Regions from separate parts of the Homo sapiens genome. Here region 1 is linked to region 2. Evidence: read pairs that join two places in POLR2A ChIA-PET (ENCODE). Cell type or tissue: Caco-2. All regions are shown on one strand. Links, peaks and the distances in the headings refer to the core of each region. The heading gives the core; the rest is flanking DNA. Region 1 overlaps GAL3ST3 (galactose-3-O-sulfotransferase 3). Region 2 overlaps B4GAT1-DT (B4GAT1 divergent transcript).

The links. Peaks named below come from ENCODE experiments on the same cell type or tissue, not always from the same donor. Only the 100,000 strongest peaks of a DNase experiment are listed, where the experiment ranks them.
Region 1: POLR2A ChIA-PET joins it to region 2 with 8 read pairs; 1 of 35 experiments calls an interaction of 5 or more read pairs at or near these places.

Annotation. Positions count from the first base shown.
Region 1 is chr11:66,042,826-66,048,194 of GRCh38, reverse strand. GAL3ST3 (galactose-3-O-sulfotransferase 3) reads left to right here. Exons shown (of 3, transcript NM_033036.3): 2 at 2,668-2,904; 3 at 4,518-5,369. The coding sequence starts at 2,780. Among named protein-coding and RNA genes, the nearest start is that of GAL3ST3, 3.7 kb to the left of the region's middle. RefSeq lists an enhancer at 2,553-2,752 and a silencer at 2,863-2,912. In Caco-2, for the core only: a CTCF peak has its summit at 2,881 (motif pointing right); a DNase peak (open chromatin) is centred at 2,884.
Region 2 is chr11:66,349,999-66,355,367 of GRCh38, reverse strand. All of the region lies in intron 1 of B4GAT1-DT (B4GAT1 divergent transcript), which reads right to left. Among named protein-coding and RNA genes, the nearest start is that of TRS-GCT3-1, 4.6 kb to the right of the region's middle. In Caco-2, for the core only: no CTCF peak of the experiment used is centred there; a DNase peak (open chromatin) is centred at 2,007; H3K4me3 peaks cover 845 bases.

The DNA of each region.
Region 1 (5,369 bases), core at 122-5,121, 310 kb after region 2:
TGGGATAGCTGGGAGAACTCTCTCTATGGAGAAGACACCAGGCACAATGGGGAGTCGTGTGAAGCATCTGAGGGCAGGAGCCAGGGCCACTGCTCTAAAGCACAGCTCCAGCAGCACCATCATGCACCCCACACCAGCCAGAAAATCCGATGGAAACCCAGCCCAGTGGCCCCCTCCCTGAGAGGCACTGCCTTGGCCCCATCTCCAAAACAGGCATCTTGGAGTCAAATTGCCAAGGGAAGGCAGGCCTCCCACAGTGTCCGAGCAGCACCCTCTCTCAGGACCTGGAATGTTTAGCCTGGCCGAGTGCCCACCCAGAGGAGACAGGGTTACTGCTTCCAAATACCTGAAGGTCTGTCATGGAGAAAAATGTTCTATGTGCTCTAGGAGGGCAGCACTACCAAGAGTGCAGAATGGGAGGTGTAAGGGGCAGGCCGAAGCAGGTGCTACCACTGGCAGGGTAATCCTGGCTGTCCCGGAAAGAACCTGAACAAGCTGTAAGTTGCTCAGAAATGGACCAGGCTGTATCAGGAGGTGATGAACACCCTGTCATTGACAGTGGCCATACAGAAGCTGGTGCCCGCCTTCAGGGGCTGGTGTCCAGGGAATTCCTGCACTGAGGATGCCCTGTCCCCTGTCCCTAAGCAGGCCTCAGACTGGGGCCTGGCTAGCTCCCCAGAGCTCAGCCATGTAGGGAAGTGGGGAAAGGCCCAAGAGTGGGACAGAGGGGGATACCAGGCACCTGTCACTCTCTCTGTGCGGCCAGTAGAAGCTCTGCCCTCGGGAAAGGTCCCCCATAGCTAGGCTTGACTTCCTTGGCTGACCCTGAATCCTCTGAGAAATAGGGTGGTTTCTGCAAGTTTAGCAAAGGTGGATGTAGACTCCCCTCTTCCCATCTTGGGACACTTCTGTCTAATCACCAAGTTCTCTAAGCAGCAGGAGTGACAGAGGAAAAAGGTGTGTATCCTTAGAGGGCCAAGGGCTCTCACTTCCTCCTGCAAGCAGCCCCAGCCAGGCCAGGCCAGCCCTTCTCTGCCCCAGCAATCCTTGAAGAGACAGGGAGGGCCTTAGACTTCCTCTGCTGTGCCCTTGGTTACCCTCTGTGGCTGGACCCTTTACCCTTGGCTCCGGCCGGATTAAGTCTGTCTGCAGGCAGGTGGAGGGAAGCAGCGATAAGGCCTAGAGAGAAGGGGAGGCATAAACAGAACATCTTTCCACCCAAACAGGTTTAAATGTAATCCAGGATTAAGGGAGCAGGGTCAAGAAGAGAGACTGGAAGCCAAGCCCAGGGCTCCCAGAAAAGGTGATGATCAAAAGGGTTTTCATATTACCTTACCCCTCCTGGGACCCAGGTGTCCTAGTTCCACATGCACATGCCCATCAGGTTCCAGGCTCCCCCTCCCCCGTGGAGAAGGATATGTGTGAGGGCTGAAGCTAAACTTGAACCTGGAGACTGAGGCCCCACCCTAGCTTGGGGACAGGCATCACTGCTGAAGTGGACTTTCCACGGGAGCTGCCCAGGATTGGGCTGCCCTTAAGCCAAGGCATTCCTGTGGGGAAAGGAGACTTGTGTGTGACCAAGCCCTCCTCCCCTCTCTTACTCCTGGGCTTACCTGGGATGGAAGCTCACCTTCTCCTGGAGATCCTCCGTAGGGCAACAAGCAGGAGCCACCTCTTACCCAACCCACACCCCGCCCAGGCTGCCATCTCATTGCTTTGGTCAGGCACTTTTCCCTGCAGAGTCAGCTGATGGGGCCGCCTGGGTTTCAGGTGTCTGGGGATGGAATCCAGATAGGGCTCCAGGATTTCAAGACCTTCCTTTCCCTCATGAATTTCTCAGTCTTGGGCCCTCAGGGCAGGAGCCCAGCTAGGAGCGCTCAGGACTCAGAAGGATGCAGAATTGCCAGAGTCTAGGGCAAGGTTGGGGAAACCAGTTCTCTACAGAAATAGCATATACAGTGTCTAAGGGCATGGACTTTGGAGCCAGAAACAGCAGGTATGAATCTCATTTCTACTGTTACCAGCTGTGTAGCTATGGACAAGTGATATAATCTCTTAGAGCCTCAGTTTCCTTATCTATACAGTGGGAATAATACCTAGGTCAGGGCTGTGGTGAGGACTAAATGGGATTAAGTATGTAATAATACAGTACATAGAGTAAGCCTGCAGTATCGACTCAAAGCCATATCGATCCAAGGAGGTGAAGGCCTGATCAGTGTTTCCGAGGAGCTCGGTTTCTCTGGGGAGTCAGGACCAACCCTGGGCTAAAGCAATTGGGCAAGGAGTCCTGGAGGAGAGGAAACTTTGAGTTGAGACCTCTATGTTCTGAGCCAAGCCCTGGCGCTAAAGCCACTCCACTGGGGAGACATGTACAAATAACCATGAGACAAAGACGAGTTAGGAGCAGGCAGAGAGACAGAGACAGGGCTGAGGGATGGGAGTGGCTACAGCCTGAAGGGCTGGCTACACCCCAGACCCTGTAATTCCACCCAAGACTAAGTTATCTGGAGCAGTGAGGAGATAGGGTCTTGATAACGGGAGGTAGGAATCCGATCTGCCCTGGCCTCTCTGCTTACCCCACCTGTTGGAGCTCTTTGCATCAGACCTGCTGGGGGCCAGATCCCATCTCCTCTGCCCACTGCAAACCCGTCTGCCTTCTTCTGCCAGGCTTCTCGGGAACACTGGCCCTGCTACCAGAGCCGCAGGATCCCCCATGAGTGCCTGTGAAGGGAGTCCTGGATAGTGAGGCCCTGGCTGGTCCAGGGGTGGGTACTCCGCCATGCCACCCATCCTCCAGCGCCTGCAGCAGGCCACCAAGATGATGAGCCGCCGGAAAATCCTGCTGCTGGTGCTAGGGTGCAGCACCGTAAGCCTTCTCATCCACCAGGGGGCGCAGCTCAGCTGGTAAGGGGGCGGGGCCCCAGGGGGGCCGGAGCTCCCCTCCCCATTCTTCCACCTGCTAGAAGGGTCCTGCTAGGCTTTGCTCCTCCCCTCTATTCTGAAAGTGCTTTCCCTTTAGGGCCACACAGCCTCCCTGGACAGGGACTGCTCTTCAATGAAAGGGCTGAGTGACTTGCTCAAAGTTACAGAATCAGTTAGCTGAGATCCGAATCCAGCTCAACTCCCCACAGCATGCAGCTAAGCATTTCCCCAGTGGAAACAACTTCTCACAACTTCCGTAGTGCTGGGCAAGGCCAAGTCCCCTCACTTCTCCGAGCCCCCGTTTTCTCATCTATAAAGTGAGACATGATATGTGTGACACAGCCAGTCACCCTCACACAGGATACCATGTGATTCATGGGAACCCCAACCCTACTCCTGACTCACTGTGTGAACCCAACAAATCCCTGCACCTCTCGGAGACTTCATGTCCCCATTTTCTACACTGTCTGCCCCTGAGAATGGTGTGAATGCGCCCAGCCCCCCTTGCCAGATAATTTGGTTTGAAATCCCAAACACCCATGTTTTAAGAATGAAGCAACAGAAATGAAAGCTTCACGAGGGCTAGGATTGTTTTTGTATATTACTGTATTTCTTGAACCTAGCATTAACCTGGCACATAGTGGACACCCAAAAAATATTTGATGACTGAATTAATGAGGCTTTAGAAGCCTCAAGAGAAACATAACAATGGGTTGCTGCAAAGCCCAGTGCCAACCATCTACAAAGTGAGGAGCCAGTTAAAGAGTAAAAATGAGAAAGAGCAAAAGGATTTAGTGACCATGTGAGTCGTCTCCAGACTTTGTGTAAGTGATTGTTCTCCTTTTGGCCCTCAGTTTCTACATATACAAAGTGGGATTCCTCAAAGATCTCCAGGGGTCTTTGTCCCTTATTTATTTCTACATAAACAAATTATCTTAAAGCTTAGCAGCTGAAAACACAAACATCTGTTATTTTGGGTCAGGAAGCCAGGTGTGGCTTACTGGGAACTTCTGGACCAAGGTCTTTCATGGGGTTGCAACCAAGGTGTTTGCTGGTGATGCAGTCTCATCCGAAGGCTTGATTGGAAGGGATCAGCTTCCAAGCTCACTCACGTGGTTTTGACAGGCTTCAGGTCTTCAAGCCGGCTGGTGGACTGAGGGCCTTAGGTCCTTGTGGGCTTTTCCCACTTAGTGGTAGCTCCCTATAGGGCTGCCCACTATATGGCAGCTTGCTTCCCCCATCATCTGTCATCCCAGATTGAGTGAAAGACACCAAGATACTAGCCAGCCACAGTCTTTCTATGATGAAATTTAAGAAGTGACATCCCATCATTTCTGCCCTCTTCTCTTCTTTAGATGCAATGATAAGTCCAGCCTAACTCAGGTGAGGGGAATACTCAAGGGCATGAATACCAGGAGGGCAGCAGGGATCATAGAGGGCATCTTAGAGGCTACCAAGCACCGCCCTCGACCTTTCCATGAGTGCAGCCCAGGCGGGGCCGCGCTGTGGGGCATCCCACAGTCCTTGGGTAAGGGCAGGGGTCAAGCGGCAGCCCCCTCACACCCTCCTCTCCGCACACTCCCTGGGCCTGGCAGGTACCCCAAGCTGTTCCCCTTGAGCTGCCCTCCTCTGCGGAACTCGCCGCCGCGCCCCAAGCACATGACTGTGGCCTTCCTGAAGACTCACAAGACGGCAGGCACGACGGTGCAGAACATCCTGTTTCGCTTTGCCGAGCGCCACAACCTGACGGTGGCCCTGCCGCACCCGAGCTGCGAGCACCAGTTCTGCTACCCCCGCAACTTCTCGGCGCACTTCGTGCACCCGGCCACGCGGCCGCCGCACGTGCTGGCCAGCCACCTGCGCTTCGACCGTGCGGAGCTGGAGCGCCTCATGCCGCCCAGCACCGTCTATGTCACCATCCTGCGCGAGCCGGCCGCCATGTTCGAGTCGCTCTTCAGCTACTACAACCAGTACTGCCCGGCCTTCCGGCGCGTACCCAACGCCTCGCTCGAGGCCTTCCTGCGCGCGCCCGAGGCATACTACCGCGCTGGCGAGCACTTCGCCATGTTCGCACACAACACGCTGGCCTACGACCTGGGCGGCGACAATGAGCGCAGCCCGCGCGACGACGCCGCCTACCTGGCGGGCCTCATCCGCCAGGTGGAGGAGGTTTTCTCGCTCGTCATGATCGCCGAGTACTTCGACGAGTCGCTAGTGCTGCTGCGGCGCCTACTGGCCTGGGACCTGGACGACGTGCTCTACGCCAAGCTCAACGCGCGCGCCGCCAGCTCGCGCCTGGCCGCCATCCCCGCGGCGCTGGCGCGGGCGGCGCGCACCTGGAACGCCCTGGACGCCGGCCTCTACGACCACTTCAACGCCACCTTCTGGCGCCACGTGGCGCGCGCGGGCCGCGCGTGCGTGGAGCGCGAGGCGCGCGAGCTGCGCGA
Region 2 (5,369 bases), core at 87-5,086:
TCTAAAAATACAAAAATTAGCTGGGCGTGGTGGCAGGTGCCTGTAATCCCAGCTACTCGGGAGGCTGAGGCAGGAGAATTGCTTGAATCAGGGAGGCGGAGGTTGCAGTGAGCTGAGATCGCAGGATTGCACTCCAGCAAGACTCTGTCTCAAAAAAAAAAGTTATGCTTATGCTACATTGTAGTCTATTAAGTATGCAATAGCATTGTGTCTAAAAAACAATGTATATACCTTAATTAAAAATATTTATTGTGGCTGGGTGCGGTGTCTCACACCTGTAATCCCAGCACTTTGGGAGGCCATGGTGGGCTAGGGCAGATCACCTGAGGTCAGGAGTTTGAGACCAGCCTGGCCAACATGGAGAAACCCCGTCTCTACTAAAAATACAAAAATTAGCTGGGCATGGTGATGCGTGCCTGTAATCTCAGCTACTCGGGAGGCTGAGGCAGGAGAATCACTTGAACCTGGGAGGTGGAGGTTGCAGTGAGCTGAGATCTCGCCACTGCACTCCAGCCTGGGCAACAGAGCAAGACTCCATCTCAAAAGAAAAAAGAAAAAAAAAAAACCTTATTGCTTAAAAATGCTAGTGATCACCGGAACCTTCAGTAAGTCATAATCCTGAAACCTTTAGCAAGTTGTAATCTTTTTGCTGGTGGAGGGTCTTGCCTCGATGTTGATAGCTGCTGACTGATCAGGATGGTAGTTGCTGAAGATGGGGGTGGCTGTGCCAATTTCTTAAAATAAGGCAACGATGAAATTTGCTGCACTGATTGATCCTTTCATGCAAGATTTCTCTCTAACATGCGATGCTGTTTGATAACATTTTACCCACAGTAGAAGTTCTTTCAAAATTAAAGTCAATCCTCTCAAATCCTACAGCTACTTTATCAATTAAGTTTACATAATATTCTAAATCCTTGTTGTCATTTATCAATGTTCACCGCATCCTTGCCAGGAGTAGATTCTATCTGAAGAAACCACTTTGATGATCCAGAAGAAGCAACTCCTCATCCATTCAAGTTTTCTCATGATATCGCAGCAATTCAGTTACATCTTCAGACTCAACTTCTAATTCTAGTTCTCTTGCTATTTCCATCATATTTGCAGTTACTTCCTCCACTGAAGTCTTGAACCCTTCAAAGTCATCAGCGTATTCCAAGGTCTCCAGTGCAGTGGCATGATCATGGCTCACTGCAGCCTAGACCTCTGGGTTCAGGTGATTCTCCCGCCTCAGCCTCCTGAGTAGCTGGGACTACAGGTATGCGCCACCATGGCTGGCGATTTTTTTGTATTTTTAGTAGAGACGGGGTTTCGCCATGTTGCCCAGGCTGTTCTCAAACTCCTGGGCTCAAGGGGATCTGCCTGCCTTGGCCTCTTGAAGTGCTGGGATTACAAGCGTGAGTCACGACGCTCGGCCTCACTTTCTTATCTTTTGTGTGTTCACTGGGGTAGCACTTTTAATTCCTTCAAGAACTTTTCCTTTGCATTCACAACTTGGCTGACCATTTGGCACAAGAGGCCTAGCTTTCAGCCTATCACAGTGTTTACCATGCCTTCCTCACTATGTGTAATCATTTCTAGCTTTTGATTTAAAATGAGAGAAGTGCAACTCTTCCTTTCACTTGAACACTTAGAGGCCAACATAGAATTATCAGCCTAATTTCAATATTTTTGTGTTTCAGGAAATAGGGAGGTATGAGGAAGGGGAGAACAGTCAGTCGGTGGAGCAGTCAGCACACACACAACACTTACTGATTTTTTTTTTTTTTTGAGACGGAGTTTCGCTCTGTCACCCAGGCTGGAGTGCAGTGGCACGATCTCGGCTCACTGCAAGCTCTGCCTCCCGGGTTCATGCCATTCTCCTGCCTCAGCCTCCTGAGTAGCTGGGACTACAGGAACCCGCCACCTTCAATCTGTAAAAAAAAAAAAATGCAATTATCTGTGACGTGCAATAAACCAAAGTGCAATAAAGTGAGGTATGCCTGGCTGGGCGTGGTGGCTCACGCCTGTAATCCCAGCACTTTGGGAGGCGGAGGGGGGTGGATCACAAGGTTAGGAGATTGCAACCATCCTGGCTAACAGGATGAAACCCCGTTTCTACTAAAAATACAAAAAAATTAGCCAGGCGTGGTGGCAGGCACCTGTAGTCCCAGCTACATGGGAGGCTGAGGCAAAAGAACGGCGTGAACCCGGGAGGTGGAGCTTGCAGTGAGCCTAGATTGCACCACTGTACTCCAGCCTGGGCAACAGAGCGAGACTCCATCTAAAAAAAAAAAAAAAAAGTGAGGTATGCCTTTACCCAGAAGTAAAAAGGACTATAAGAGAATACTATGAATAACTGTATGCTAACAAATCAGATGAAATGGACAAATTCCTGAAAACACACAAACTACCAAAACTGATGCAAGAAGAAACAGGAAATCTGAACAGACCTATAACAAGTAACCAGATTTAATCTGTAATCAAAAACCTCCCAACAAAGAAAATCCCAGGACCAGATGGCTTCACAAGTGAATTCTACCAATCACTTAAAGAATTAACATCAATCCGGCTGGGCGCGGTGCCTCATGCCCGTAATCCCAGCACTTTGGGAGGCGGATGAGGGCAGATCACCTGAGGTCAGGAGTTTGAGACCAGCCTGCAACATGGTGAAACCTCGTCTCTAGTAAAAATACAAAAATTAGCCAGGCATGGTGGCGCACACCTGTAATCCCAGCTACTCTGGAGGCTGAGACGGGAGAATCGCTGGAACCCAGGAGGCAGAGGTTGCAGTGAGCCGAGATCATGCCACTGCACTCCAGCCTGGGTGACAGAGCGAGACTCTGTCACAAACAAAACAAAACAAAACAAAACAAAAAGAATTAACAACAATCCTATAACAGTGTAGTGTGCAAAGTAAAAAGAAATTTACAACAATCCTTCTCAAACTCTTCCAAAAAATAGAAAACACTTTACAACTCATTCTATGTGACCTGAGGCCAAACTAATATACAGACCATCCCAAGAAAACTACAGACCGTATCTCATATGAATATAGATGCAAAAATCCTCCACAAAATACTAGCAAACCTAACCCAGCAACATATTAACAGAATTATACACCATGACCAAGTAGGAATTATTCCAGAAATGCAAGATTGTTTAACATACAAAAATCAATCAGTGTGGCCGGGCACGGTGGCTCACCCTGTAATCCCAGCACTTTGGGAGGCTGAAGCAGGTGGATCACTTGAGGTCAGGAGTTTGAGACCAGCCTAGACAACATGGTGAAATCCGTCTCTACTAAAAATACAAAAAATATTAGCTGGCTGTGGTGGTGCACACCTGTAATCCCAGCTAGTCAGGAAGCTGAGGCAGGAGAATCACTTGAACCTGGGAGGTAGAGGTTGCCATGAGCCAAGATCGCGCCACTCACTCCAACCTGGGTGACAGAGCGAGACTCCATCTCAAAAAAAAAAAAAAAAAAGAAAGGCTGGGTGTGGTGGCTCATGCCTGTAATATCAGCACTTTGGGAGACCGAGGCGGGCAGATCACTTGAGGTCAGGATTTCAAGACCAGCCTGGCGAACATGGTGAAACGGCATCTCTACTAAAAAATACAAAAATTAGCCAGGCATGATGGCGCATGCCTGTAATCCCAGCTACTCCGGAGGCTGAGGCATGAGAATAACTTGAACCCAGGACGCAGAGGTTGCCGTGAGCCAAGATCGCTCCACTGCACTCCAGCCTGGGAAACAGAGCAAGAACGTCTCAAAAAAAGAAAAAGAAAATCAATCAATGTAATACACCACATTAATAGAATGAAGAGGAAACACCAAGTGATCACCTCAATTTATGAACAAAAAGCAAGTGACAAAATCCAACACGCTTTCAAGATAAAAAGCATGTGACAAAGTCCAACACTCGTTCAAGATAAAAAGCATGTGACAAAGTCCAACACTCGTTCAAGATAAAAATGCTGAATAAACAAGGAATAGGTGGAAACTTCCTTCACCTGATAAAGGGCATTTATGAAAAATCCACAAATAACATCATACTTAATGGCGAAAGACCTAAAGCCTTCCCCCAAAGATCAGGAACAAGAGAAGGATACGTGGTTTCACCGTTTCATCTCCTCAACATTGTACTAGAAGTTCTAGCTAGAGCAATTTGGCAAGAAATGAACTTCTGCACTGGGGTGGGAAAAAAAATGGCAAGAAAAAGAAACAAAAGTTAACCAAACTGAAAAAGAGGTAAAACTATTCATAGTCACAGATGACATAATATATACATATATAGAAAATCCTAAGGAATACATGCATACACACAGAGACACACACACACACACACACAGACACGTACACACATACACAAACTTTTAGAGCTAATAAAGTCAGCAAAGTTGCAGAATTCAAGATTAACACACAATAGCCTGGCTCAGTGGCTCGTGCCCGTAATCCAAGCACTTTGGGAGGCTGAGGTGGGTGGATCACTCGAGGTCAAGAGTTCAAGACCAGCTTGGCCAACATGGTGAAACCCTGTCTCTACTAAAAATATAAAAATTAACTGGGTGTGGTGGCGCACGCCTGTAGTCCCAGCTACTAGAGAGGCTGAGGCAGGAGAATCACTTGAACCTAAGAGGCGGAGGTTGCAATGAGGTGAGATCACTCCACTGCACTCCAGCCTGGGAGACAGAGTGAGACTCTGCCTCAAAAAAAAAAAAAAAAAGTTAACACACAAAATTCTGGTTGGGCACAGTGGCTCATGCCTGTAATCCTACCACTTTGTGACGCTGAGGCAGGTGGATCACCTGAGGTCAGGAGTTTGAAACCAGCCTAGCCAACATGGCAAAACCCCGTCTCTACTAAAAATACAAAAATTAGCCGGGTGTGGTGGCATGCACCTGTAGTCCCAGCTACTCGGGAGGTTGAAGCTGGAGAATTGCTTGAACCCGGGGGGCAGACGTTGCAGTCAGCCAAGATCGCGCCACTTCACTCGAGCCTGGGTGAAAGGGCGAAACTCCATCTCAAAACAACAACAACAACAACAAAAATTCAGTTATATTTCTATACACTAACAATGAACAACGTGAAAAGGAAATTAAGAAAACAACTCCATTTACAATAGGATACAAAAGAATAAAATACCTAGGAAAAAATTAACCCAGGAAGTAAAAAACTTGTCCACTGAAAATACAAACACTGGCTGAGCTTGGTAGCTCACTCCTGTAATCCCAGCACTTTGGGAGGCCGAGGTGGGCAGATCACCTGAGGTCGGGAGTTCGAGACCAGCCTGACTAACATGGAGAAACCCTAGTCTACTAAAAATACAAAATTAGCTGGGCATGGTGGTACATGCCTGTAATCCCAGCTACTCCGGAGGCTGAGGCAG